Linked DNA regions of Homo sapiens: region 1 is linked to region 2. A link is a loop called in an ENCODE intact Hi-C map of the cell type or tissue named here. Cell type or tissue: dorsolateral prefrontal cortex. All regions are shown on one strand. Links, peaks and the distances in the headings refer to the core of each region. The heading gives the core; the rest is flanking DNA.

What was found. A loop is a pair of places that touch in the nucleus more often than their neighbours do. Peaks named below come from ENCODE experiments on the same cell type or tissue, not always from the same donor. Only the 100,000 strongest peaks of a DNase experiment are listed, where the experiment ranks them.
Region 1: a loop joins it to region 2, with 1.0 times the contacts of the local background. A loop is called at or near these places in 1 of 110 quality-filtered maps.

Annotation. Positions count from the first base shown.
Region 1 is chr4:49,629,389-49,634,795 of GRCh38, reverse strand. No RefSeq gene overlaps it. Among named protein-coding and RNA genes, the nearest start is that of CWH43, 650 kb to the right of the region's middle. RefSeq lists enhancers at 1-692, 693-1,670, 1,671-2,648, 2,649-3,627. In dorsolateral prefrontal cortex, for the core only: no CTCF peak of the experiment used is centred there; no DNase peak of the experiment used is centred there.
Region 2 is chr4:49,138,375-49,143,781 of GRCh38, reverse strand. No RefSeq gene overlaps it. Among named protein-coding and RNA genes, the nearest start is that of CWH43, 150 kb to the right of the region's middle. RefSeq lists enhancers at 1-355, 442-1,014, 1,589-2,162, 2,163-2,736, 2,737-3,310 and 3 more. In dorsolateral prefrontal cortex, for the core only: no CTCF peak of the experiment used is centred there; a DNase peak (open chromatin) is centred at 3,201.

The DNA of each region.
Region 1 (5,407 bases), core at 279-5,278, 490 kb before region 2:
CCACTCGGGTTGATTCCATTCCTTTCAATTCCGTTCCGTTCCGTTCCATTCCGTTCCATTCCATTCCATTTCATTCCATTGCATTCCACTAGGGTTGATTCCGTTCCATTCCATTCCATTCTATTCCATACCATTCGCGTTGATTCCTTTCCATTCCATTCCATTCCATACCATTACACTTTTTCCGTTCCATTCCATTCGGGTTGAATCCATTCCGTTCCATTCCGTTCCATTCCATTCCATATCATTCCACTAGGGTTGATTCCATACCATTCCATTCCATTGCATTCCATTCCATTCCATTCCACTCGGGTTGATTCCATTCCATTCCATTCCGTTCCATTCCATTCCACTGCATTCCTTTACATTCTATTCCACTGCAGTTAATTCCGTTCCATTCCATTCCATTCCATTCCATTCCACTCCATTCCATTCCATTCCGTTCCGTTCCGTTCCATTCCATTCAATTCCATTCCATTCAATTCCATTCATTCCTTTCCATTCCATTCCATTCCACTCGGGTTGATTCCATTCCATTCCATTCCATTCCATTCCATTAAATTCCATTCCATTCCATTCCATTAAATTCCATTCCATTCCATTCCACTCGGGTAGATTCCATTCCATTCCATTCCATTCCATTCCATTCCATTCCACTCCTTTCCATTAGTTTCTAATCGGGTTGATTCCAATCCATTCCATTATATTCAAGTCCTTTCCATTCCATGCCATTCCACTCAGGTTGTTTCCATTTTGTTGTATTCCATTCCATTCCTTTCCATTCCATTGCATTCCATTCCATTCCATTCCATTCCATTGCATTCCATTCCATTGCATTCCATTCCATTCCATTCCATTACATTCCATTACATTCCATTCCACTCGGGTTGTTTCCATTCCTTTCTATTAGTTTCCATTCCATTTCATTGCTTTCCATTCCATTCCACTCAGGGTGATTCCATTCCTTTCCATTCCAATTCTTTCCATTCCAGTTGATACCATTGCATTGCATTGTTTCCATTCCATTCCATTCCATTCCATTCCACTCGGTTTTATTCATTTCCATTCCATTCCATTCCATTCCATTCCGTTCCATTCCATTCCATTCCATTCCATTCCATTCATCTCGGCTTGATTCCATTCCATTCCATTCCCTTTTATTCCATTCCATTCCATTCCATTCCATACCATTCCACCAAATTGATTGCATGCTATTCCATTCCCTTCCATTCCATTCCATTCCATTCCATTCCGTTCCTTTCCACTTGTGTTGATTCCATTCCATTCAGTTCCGTTCTGTTCCGTTCCATTCCATTCCATTCCATTTCATTCCATTGCATTCCACTCGGGTTGATTCCATTCCATTCCATTCCATTCCATTCCATTCCATTCCATTCCATTCCATTCCCTTCGGGTTGATTCCTTTCCATTCCATTCCTTTCCATACCATTCCACTGCATTCCATTCCATTCCATTCCATTCCATTCCATTCCATTCCATTCTGGTTGATTCCATTCCGTTGAATTTCTTTCTATTCCAATCCATTCCATTCCATTCCAGTCCATTCCATTCTATTCCACTCGAGTTAATTCCATTCCTTTGAATTCCATTGCTTTCCATTCCATTCCATTCCATTCCTTTTCATTCTATTACACTCGGGTTGTTTCCATTCCATTCATTTCTTTTCCATTCCATTCCATTCTTTTCCATTCCATTCATGTTGATTCCATTCTTTCCGTTCCATTCCATTCTATTCCATTACAGTTGATTCCATTGCATTCCATTCCATTCCATTCCATTCTATTCCTTTCCATTCCAATCGGGTTGATTCCATTCCATTCCATTCCATTCCATTCCATTCCGTTCCACTCCGGTTGATTCCATTCCATTCCATTCCATTCCATTCCATTCCACTCGGTTTGATACCATTCCATTCCAATCCATTTTATTCCTTTCCATTCCATTCCATTCCATACCATTCCACTCGGGTGGATTCCATAACATTCCATTCCATTGCATTCCGTTCCTTTCCATTCCATTCCATTCCACTCGTGTTGATTCCATTCCATTCCTTTCCATTCCATTCCATTCCATTCCATTCCATTCCATTCCATTCCATTCCATTTGGGTTGATTCCGTTCCATTCCATTCCATTTCATTCCATTCCATTCCATTCCATTCCACTCCATTCCATTCCATTCAATTCAATTCCATTCCATTCCTCTCCATTCCATTCCACTCGTGTTCATTCCATTCCATTCCATTCTTTCCCGTTCCTTTCCATTCTATTCCGTTCCATTCCATTCCCTTACACTCGTGTTCATTCCATTCCATTCCGTTCCATTCCATTCCATTCATTTCCATTCCCTTCCATTGCACTCCACTCGGGTTGATTCCATTCTATTCCATTCTATTCCGTTCCATTCCATTCCCTTACACTCGTGTTCATTCCATTCCGTTCCATTCCATTCCATTCCATTCATTTCCATTCCCTTCCATTGCACTCCACTCGGGTTGATTTCATTCCATTCCATTCTATTCCATTCCGTTCAATTAAATTCCATTCCATTCCATTCCATTGCATTCCAGTTCATTCCATTCCTTTCCATTCCATTCCATTCCCTTCCATTCCATTCCATTCCCTTCCATTCCATTCCATTCAATTCTATTCCGTTGCATTGGAATCGGATTGATTCCAATCCATTCCATTTCATTCCAGTCTTTTCCATTCCATTCCATTCCACTTGGTTTGTTTCTATTACGTTGAATTGCATTCCATTCCATTCCATTCCCTTCCATTCCATTCCATTCCATTCCATTCCATTCCATTGAAATTCATTGCATTCCATTCCACTCGGTTTGTTTCCTTTCCATTCCATTAGTTTCCAATAAATTCCATTCCATTCATTCCATTCCATTCCATTCCACTCAGGTTGATTCCGTTCCATTCCATTCCATTCCATTCCTTTCCACTCGGGTTGACTTCATTCCATGCCATTGCATTCCATTGCATTCCATTCTTTTCTATTACATTCCATTCTTTTCCATTCCATTCCTTTCCACTCGAGTTGATTCCATTCCATTCTATTCCATTCCCTACCATTCCATTCCATTCCATTCCATTCCATTCCATTCCATTTCAATCGGGTTGATTCCATTCTGTTCAATTCTATTTCATTCCATTCCATTCCTTGCCACTCGGGTTAATTCTATTCCATTCCATGCCATTGCATTCCCTTCCATTCCATTCTACTCGGATGATTCCATTCCATTCCATTCCACTCGGGATAACTCCATTCCATTCCAATCCATTCCTCTCGGGTTGATTCCATTCCATTCCATTCCAATCCATTCCATTCAATTCCATTCCATTCCATTCCATTCCATTCCATCCATTCCATTCCTTTCCATTTGATTCCATTCCATTGAATTCCATTCCATTCCTTTCCATTCCAATCCTTTCCATTCGGGTTGATTCCATTCCGTTCCATTCCATTCTTATGGTTTCCTATAAATTTTAGGATTTTGTTTCCATTTCTCTGAAGTGTGTTATTAGTATTTCAATAAGGATTGCATTGAATCTGTAGATTGCTTTGTGAAGTATGGGTATTTTAATAATATTTACTCTTCCAATAAATGAACATGGACAATCTTTCTAGTTTTTTTGTGTCCTCTTTAATTTTTTGCATCGATATTTTATACTTTTCATTGTAGAGATCTTTCACTTCTTCTGTTATGTTTATTCCCAGTTATTTTATTTTATTTGTCGCTATTGTAAATGGGATTACATTCTTGATTTTCTTCTTTAGATTGTTCATTTTTTTCATTTAGAAATGCTACTCACTTTTGTAGCTTGATTTTTTATGTTGTGACTGTGAATTTGTTGATTAGTTCTAATAGTTTTTTGGTGGAGTCCTTACGTTTTTCCAAATATAAGATCAAGTCATCTGCAAACAATAAAACATTAATAATTTTACTTCTTTCCAATGTGCATCCCTTTTATTGTTTTTCTCTTGTCTGAATTGCTCTAGCTAGGACTTCCTGTACTGTGTTGAGTAACAGTGTTGGAAGTGGACATTCTTGTCTTGTTCCATAACTTAGAAGAAAGGCTTTCAGCTTTTCCCTGTTCAGGATGATACTGGCTGTGGGTCTGATGCATTTGGTTTTTATTGTGTTGTGTTATGTTCCTTCTATATCTAGTTTTTTTTTGAGGGTTTCTTTTTATCACAGGGATGTTGAATTTTATTAAATGCTTTTCTGTATCTATTGAAATTATCATATGGTTTTTGTCCTTCATTCTGTTGATATGATGTGTCACATTGAGTGATTTGCATATGTTGAACCATGTTGGCATCATCGGGATAAATCTCACTTAGACGTGATGAATTGTCTTTTTCATAGGATGTGTTTGGAAATACTACAGCCTTCTCTGTTTTTTGGGATAGTTTGGGTAGGATTGATAGTAATTCTGCCTTCAATGTTTGGTAAAATTAATCCATGAAGCCAGTGAAGCCATTGAATCCAGGCTTTTCTTTGCTAGGAGATGTTTTATTATGGCTTCAATTTCATTTATCCATTTCTTCTAGGTTTATTTTTTTGAGATGGAATCTTGCTCTGTCACCCAGGCTGCTTCGTGGTACAATCTCAGCTCACTACAGCCTCTGCCTCCCAGGTTCAAGTGATTTTCCTGCCTCAGCCTCTGGAGTAGCTGGAAGTACAGGTGCATGCCAACATACCTGGCTAATTTTTGTATTTGTAGTAGAGATGGGGTTTCACCATGTTGGCCAGGCTGGTCTTGAACTCCTGACCTCAGGTGATCACCTGCCTTGGCTTCCCAAAGTGTTGGGATTACAGGCATGAGCCACGGTGCCCAGCCATTTCTTCCAGGTTTTTCAATTTATTGGAATATAGTCAGTCATAATAGTTTCTAATGATTCTTTGAATTTCCACAGTATCAGTTATAGTGTCTCCTTTTCAATCTCTGGTTTTATGTATTGGAATCTTCTCTCTTTTTTCTTAGTCTGGTTAAATGTTTATTGATTTTGTTGGTCTTTTAAAAATATTAACTTTTCATTTCATTGATATTTTATATTGCTAAATTTCAATTTCATTTATTTCTGCTCCAACCTTTGCTATGTTTCCTTCTACTAATTTTGGTTTTGGTTTGTTCTTGCTTTTCTAATTATTTAAGATGCATTATTAGGTTGTTTATTTGAAGCTTTTCTACTTTTTTTGATGTAGGTGATTTTTTCTATAAACTTACCTCTTAGTACTGTAGTACTGTTTTTACTGTATTCCATAGGTTTTTTTTTTTTAAATGGAGTCTCACTCTGTTTCCCAGGCTGGAGTGCAGTGACGCGATCTTGGCTCACTGCAAGCTCCGCCTCCTGGGTTCACGCCATTCTCC
Region 2 (5,407 bases), core at 254-5,253:
ATGGAATGGACTGGAACGGAACGGAACGGAACGGAATGGAATTGAATGGAATGGAAACAACCCGAGTGGAAAGGAATGGAATGGAATGGAATGGAATTGAATGGAATGGAATGGAATGGAATGGAATGGAATGGAATGGAATGGAATGGAATGGAATGGAACATGCAATCAACTTTGGTGGAATGGTATGGAATGGAATGGAATGGAATGGAATAAAAGGGCATGGAATGGAACGGAATTAAACCGAATGGAATGGAGCGGAATGGAGTGGAATGGTATGGAATGGAATGGAATGGAAAGGAATCAAACCGAAGGGTATGGAATGGAATGGAATGGAATGGAAAGGAATGGAATCAACCCTAGTGGAATGCAATGGAATGAAACGCAATGGAATGGAACGGAAAGGAACGGAACGGAACGGAATTGAATGGAGTGGAATCAACCCGAGTGGAAAGGAATGGAATGGAATGGAATGGAATGGAATAACATGCAATCAACTTTGGTGGAATGGTATGGAATGGAATGGAATGGAATAAAAGGGCATGGAATGGAACAGAATCAACCCGAAAGGAATGGAACGGAATGAAGTGGAATGGTATAGAATGGAATGGATTGGAAAGGAATCAACCCGAAGGGTATGGAATGGAATGGAATGGAATGGAATGGAATGGAATGGAATCAACCCCAGTGGAATGCAATGGAATGGAATGGAATGGAATGGAATGGAACGGAACGGAACGGAAAGGAATTGAATGGAATGGAATCAACCCAAGATAAAAGGAACGGAATGGAATGGAATGGTATGGAATGGAATGAAATGGAATAGCATGCAATCAACTTTGGTGGAAAGGTATGGAATGGAATGGAATGGAATGGAATGGAATGGAATGGAATGGAATGGAATAAAAGGGCATGGAATGGAATGGAATCAACACGAGAGGAATGGAAAGGAATGGAATGGAAATGAATCAAACCGAGTGGAATGGAATGGAATGGAATGGAATGGAATGGAATGGAATGGAAACAATGCAATGCAATGGTATCAACTGGAATGGAATGAATTAGAATGGAAAGGAAAGGAATCACCATGAGTGGAATGGAATGGAAAGGAATGGAATGGAAACTAATGGAACGGAATGGAAACAACCCGAGTGGAATGGAATGAAATGGAATGGAATGGAATGGGATGGAATGGAATGGAATACAACAAAATGGAAACAAACCGAGTGGAATGGCATGGAATGGAAAGGATTTGAATATAATGGAATGGATTGGAATCAACCCGATTAGAAACTAATGGAATGGAATGGAATGGAATGGAATGGAATGGAATGGAATGGAATGGAATGGAATCTACCCGAGTGGAATGGAATGGAATGGAATTTACTGGAATGGAATGGAATAGAATGGTATGGAATCAACCCGAGTGGAATGGTATAGAATGGAATGTAATGAAACGGAATGGAATGGAATAAAATGGAATGGAATGGAATGGAAACAACCCGAGTGGAATGGAATGGAATAACCGGAGAGGAATGGAATGGAATGGAGTGGAATGGAATGGAATGGAATGGAATGGAATGGAATGGAATCAACCCGAGTGGAATGGAATGGAATGGAATAGAATGGAATGGAATAGAATGGAATGGAATGGAATCAACCCGAGTGGAATGGAATGGAATGGAATGCAATGGAATGGAATGGCATGGAATCAACCCTAGTGGAATGGTATGGAATGGAATTGAACGGACCGGAATGGAATGGAATCAACCCGAATGGAATGGAATGGAATGGAGTGGAATGGTATGGAATGGAATGGAATGGAAAGGAATCAACGCGAAGGGAATGGAATGGAATGGAATGGAATGGAATGGAATGGAATGGAATGGAATGAAATCAACCCGAGTGGAATGCAATGGAATGAAATGGAATGGAATGGAATGGAATGGAACGGAACAGAATGGAATGGAATGGAATCAACCCGAGTGGAAAGGAATGGAATGGAATGGAATTGAATGAAATGGAATGGAATGGAATGGAATAACATGCAATCAACTTTGGTGGAATGGTATGGAATGGAATGGAATAGAATGGAATGGAATGGAATAAAGGGGGATGGAATAGAACGGAATCAACCCGAATAGAATGGAGCGGAATGGAGTGGAATGATATGGAATGGAATGGAATGGAAAGGAATGGAATCAACCCGAGTGGAATGCAATGGAATGAAATGGAAGGGAATGGAACGGAACGGAACGGAACGGAATGGAATTGAATGGAATGGAAACAACCCGAGTGGAAAGGAATGGAATGGAATGGAATGGAATGGAATGGAATGGAATGGAATGGAATGGAATGGAATGGAAAGGAATGGAATGGAATGGAATGGAACATGCAATCAACTTTGGTGGAATGGTATGGAATGGAATGGATTGGAATGGAATAAAAGGGCATGGAATGGAACGGAATCAAACAGAATGGAATGGAGCGGAATGGAGTGGAATGGTATGGAATGGAATGGAATGCAAACGAATCAAACCGAAGGGTATGGAATGGAATTGAATGGAATGCAAAGGAATGGAATCAACCCTAGTGGAATGCAATGGAATGAAACGCAATGGAATGGAACGGAAAGGAACGGAACGGAATGGAACGGAATTGAATGGAGTGGAATCAACCCGAGCGGAAAGGAATGGAATGGAATGGAATGGAATAACATGCAATCAACTTTTTGGAATGGTATGGAATGGAATGGAATGGAATAAAAGGGCATGGAATGGAACAGAATCAACCCGAATGGAATGGAACGGAATGAAGTGGAATGGTATAGAATGGAATGGAATGGAAAGGAATCAACCCGAAGGGAATGGAATGGAATGGAATGGAATGGAATGGAATGGAATGGAATGGAATGGAATGGAATCAACCCCAGTGGAATGCAATGGAATGGAATGGAATGGAACGGAACGGAACGGAATGGAACGGAATTGAATGGAATGGAATCAACCCAAGAGGAAAGGAACGGAATGGAATGGAATGGAATGGAATGGAATGGAATGGAATGGAATGGAATGGAATAGCATGCAATCAACTTTGGTGGAAAGGTATGGAATGGAATGGAATGGAATGGAATGGAATGGAATGGAATGGAATGGAATGGAATGGAATCAACCCCAGTGGAATGCAATGGAATGGAATGGAATGGAATGGAACGGAACGGAACGGAACGGAACGGAACGGAATGGAATGGAATGGAATGGAATAGCATGCAATCAACTTTGGTGGAAAGGTATGGAATGGAATGGAATGGAATGGAATGGAATGGAATGGAATGGAATGGAATGGAATAAAAGGGCATGGAATGGAATGGAATCAACACGAGAGGAATGGAAAGGAATGGAATGGAAATGAATCAAACCGAGTGGAATGGAATGGAATGGAATGGAATGGAATGGAATGGAAACAATGCAATGCAATGGTATCAACTGGAATGGAATGAATTAGAATGGAAAGGAAAGGAATCACCATGAGTGGAATGGAATGGAAAGGAATGGAATGGAAACTAATGGAACGGAATGGAAACAACCCGAGTGGAATGGAATGAAATGGAATGGAATGGAATGGGATGGAATGGAATGGAATACAACAAAATGGAAACAAACCGAGTGGAATGGCATGGAATGGAAAGGATTTGAATATAATGGAATGGATTGGAATCAACCCGATTAGAAACTAATGGAATGGAATGGAATGGAATGGAATGGAATGGAATGGAATGGAATGGAATCTACCCGAGTGGAATGGAATGGAATGGAATTTACTGGAATGGAATGGAATAGAATGGTATGGAATCAACCCGAGTGGAATGGTATAGAATGGAATGTAATGAAACGGAATGGAATGGAATAAAATGGAATGGAATGGAATGGAAACAACCCGAGTGGAATGGAATGGAATAACCGGAGAGGAATGGAATGGAATGGAGTGGAATGGAATGGAATGGAATGGAATGGAATGGAATGGAATGGAATCAACCCGAGTGGAATGGAATGGAATGGAATAGAATGGAATGGAATGGAATGGAATGGAATGGAATCAACCCGAGTGGAATGGAATGGAATGGAATGCAATGGAATGGAATGGCATGGAATCAACCCTAGTGGAATGGTATGGAATGGAATGGAACGGACCGGAATGGAATGGAATCAACCCGAATGGAATGGAATGGAATGGAGTGGAATGGTATGGAATGGAATGGAATGGAAAGGAATCAACGTGAAGGGAATGGAATGGAATGGAATGGAATGGAATGGAATGGAATGGAATGGAATGAAATCAACCCGAGTGGAATGCAATGGAATGAAATGGAATGGAATGGAATGGAATGGAACGGAACAGAATGGAATGGAATGGAATCAACCCGAGTGGAAAGGAATGGAATGGAATAGAATTGAATGAAATGGAATGGAATGGAATGGAATAACATGCAATCAACTTTGGTGGAATGGTATGGAATGGAATGGAATAGAATGGAATGGAATGGAATAAAGGGGGATGGAATAGAACGGAATCAACCCGAATAGAATGGAGCGGAATGGAGTGGAATGATATGGAATGGAATGGAATGGAAAGGAATGGAATCAACCCGAGTGGAATGCAATGGAATGAAATGGAAGGGAATGGAACGGAACGGAACGGAATGGAATTGAATGGAATGGAAACAACCCGAGTGGAAAGGAATGGAATGGAATGGAATGGAATGGAATGGAATGGAATGGAATGGAATGGAATGGAATGGAATGGAAAGGAATGGAATGGAATGGAATGGAACATGCAATCAACTTTGGTGGAATGGTATGGAATGGAATGGATTGGAATGGAATAAAAGGGCATGGAATGGAACGGAATCAAACAGAATGGAATGGAGCGGAATGGAGTGGAATGGTATGGAATGGAATGGAATGGAAAGGAATCAAACCGAAGGGTATGGAATGGAATTGAATGGAATGCAAAGGAATGGAATCAACCCTAGTGGAATGCAATGGAATGAAACGCAATGGAATGGAACGGAAAGAAACGGAACGGAATGGAACGGAATTGAATGGAGTGGAATCAACCCGAGTGGAAAGGAATGGAATGGAATGGAATGGAATAACATGCAATCAACTTTTTGGAATGGTATGGAATGGAATGGAATGGAATAAAAGGGCATGGAATGGAACAGAATCAACCCGAATGGAATGGAACGGAATGAAGTGGAATGGTATAGAATGGAATGGAATGGAAAGGAATCAACCCGAAGGGTATGGAATGGAATGGAATGGAATGGAATGGAATGGAATGGAATGGAACGGAATGGAATCAACCCCAGTGGAATGCAATGGAATGGAATGGAATGGAACGGAAC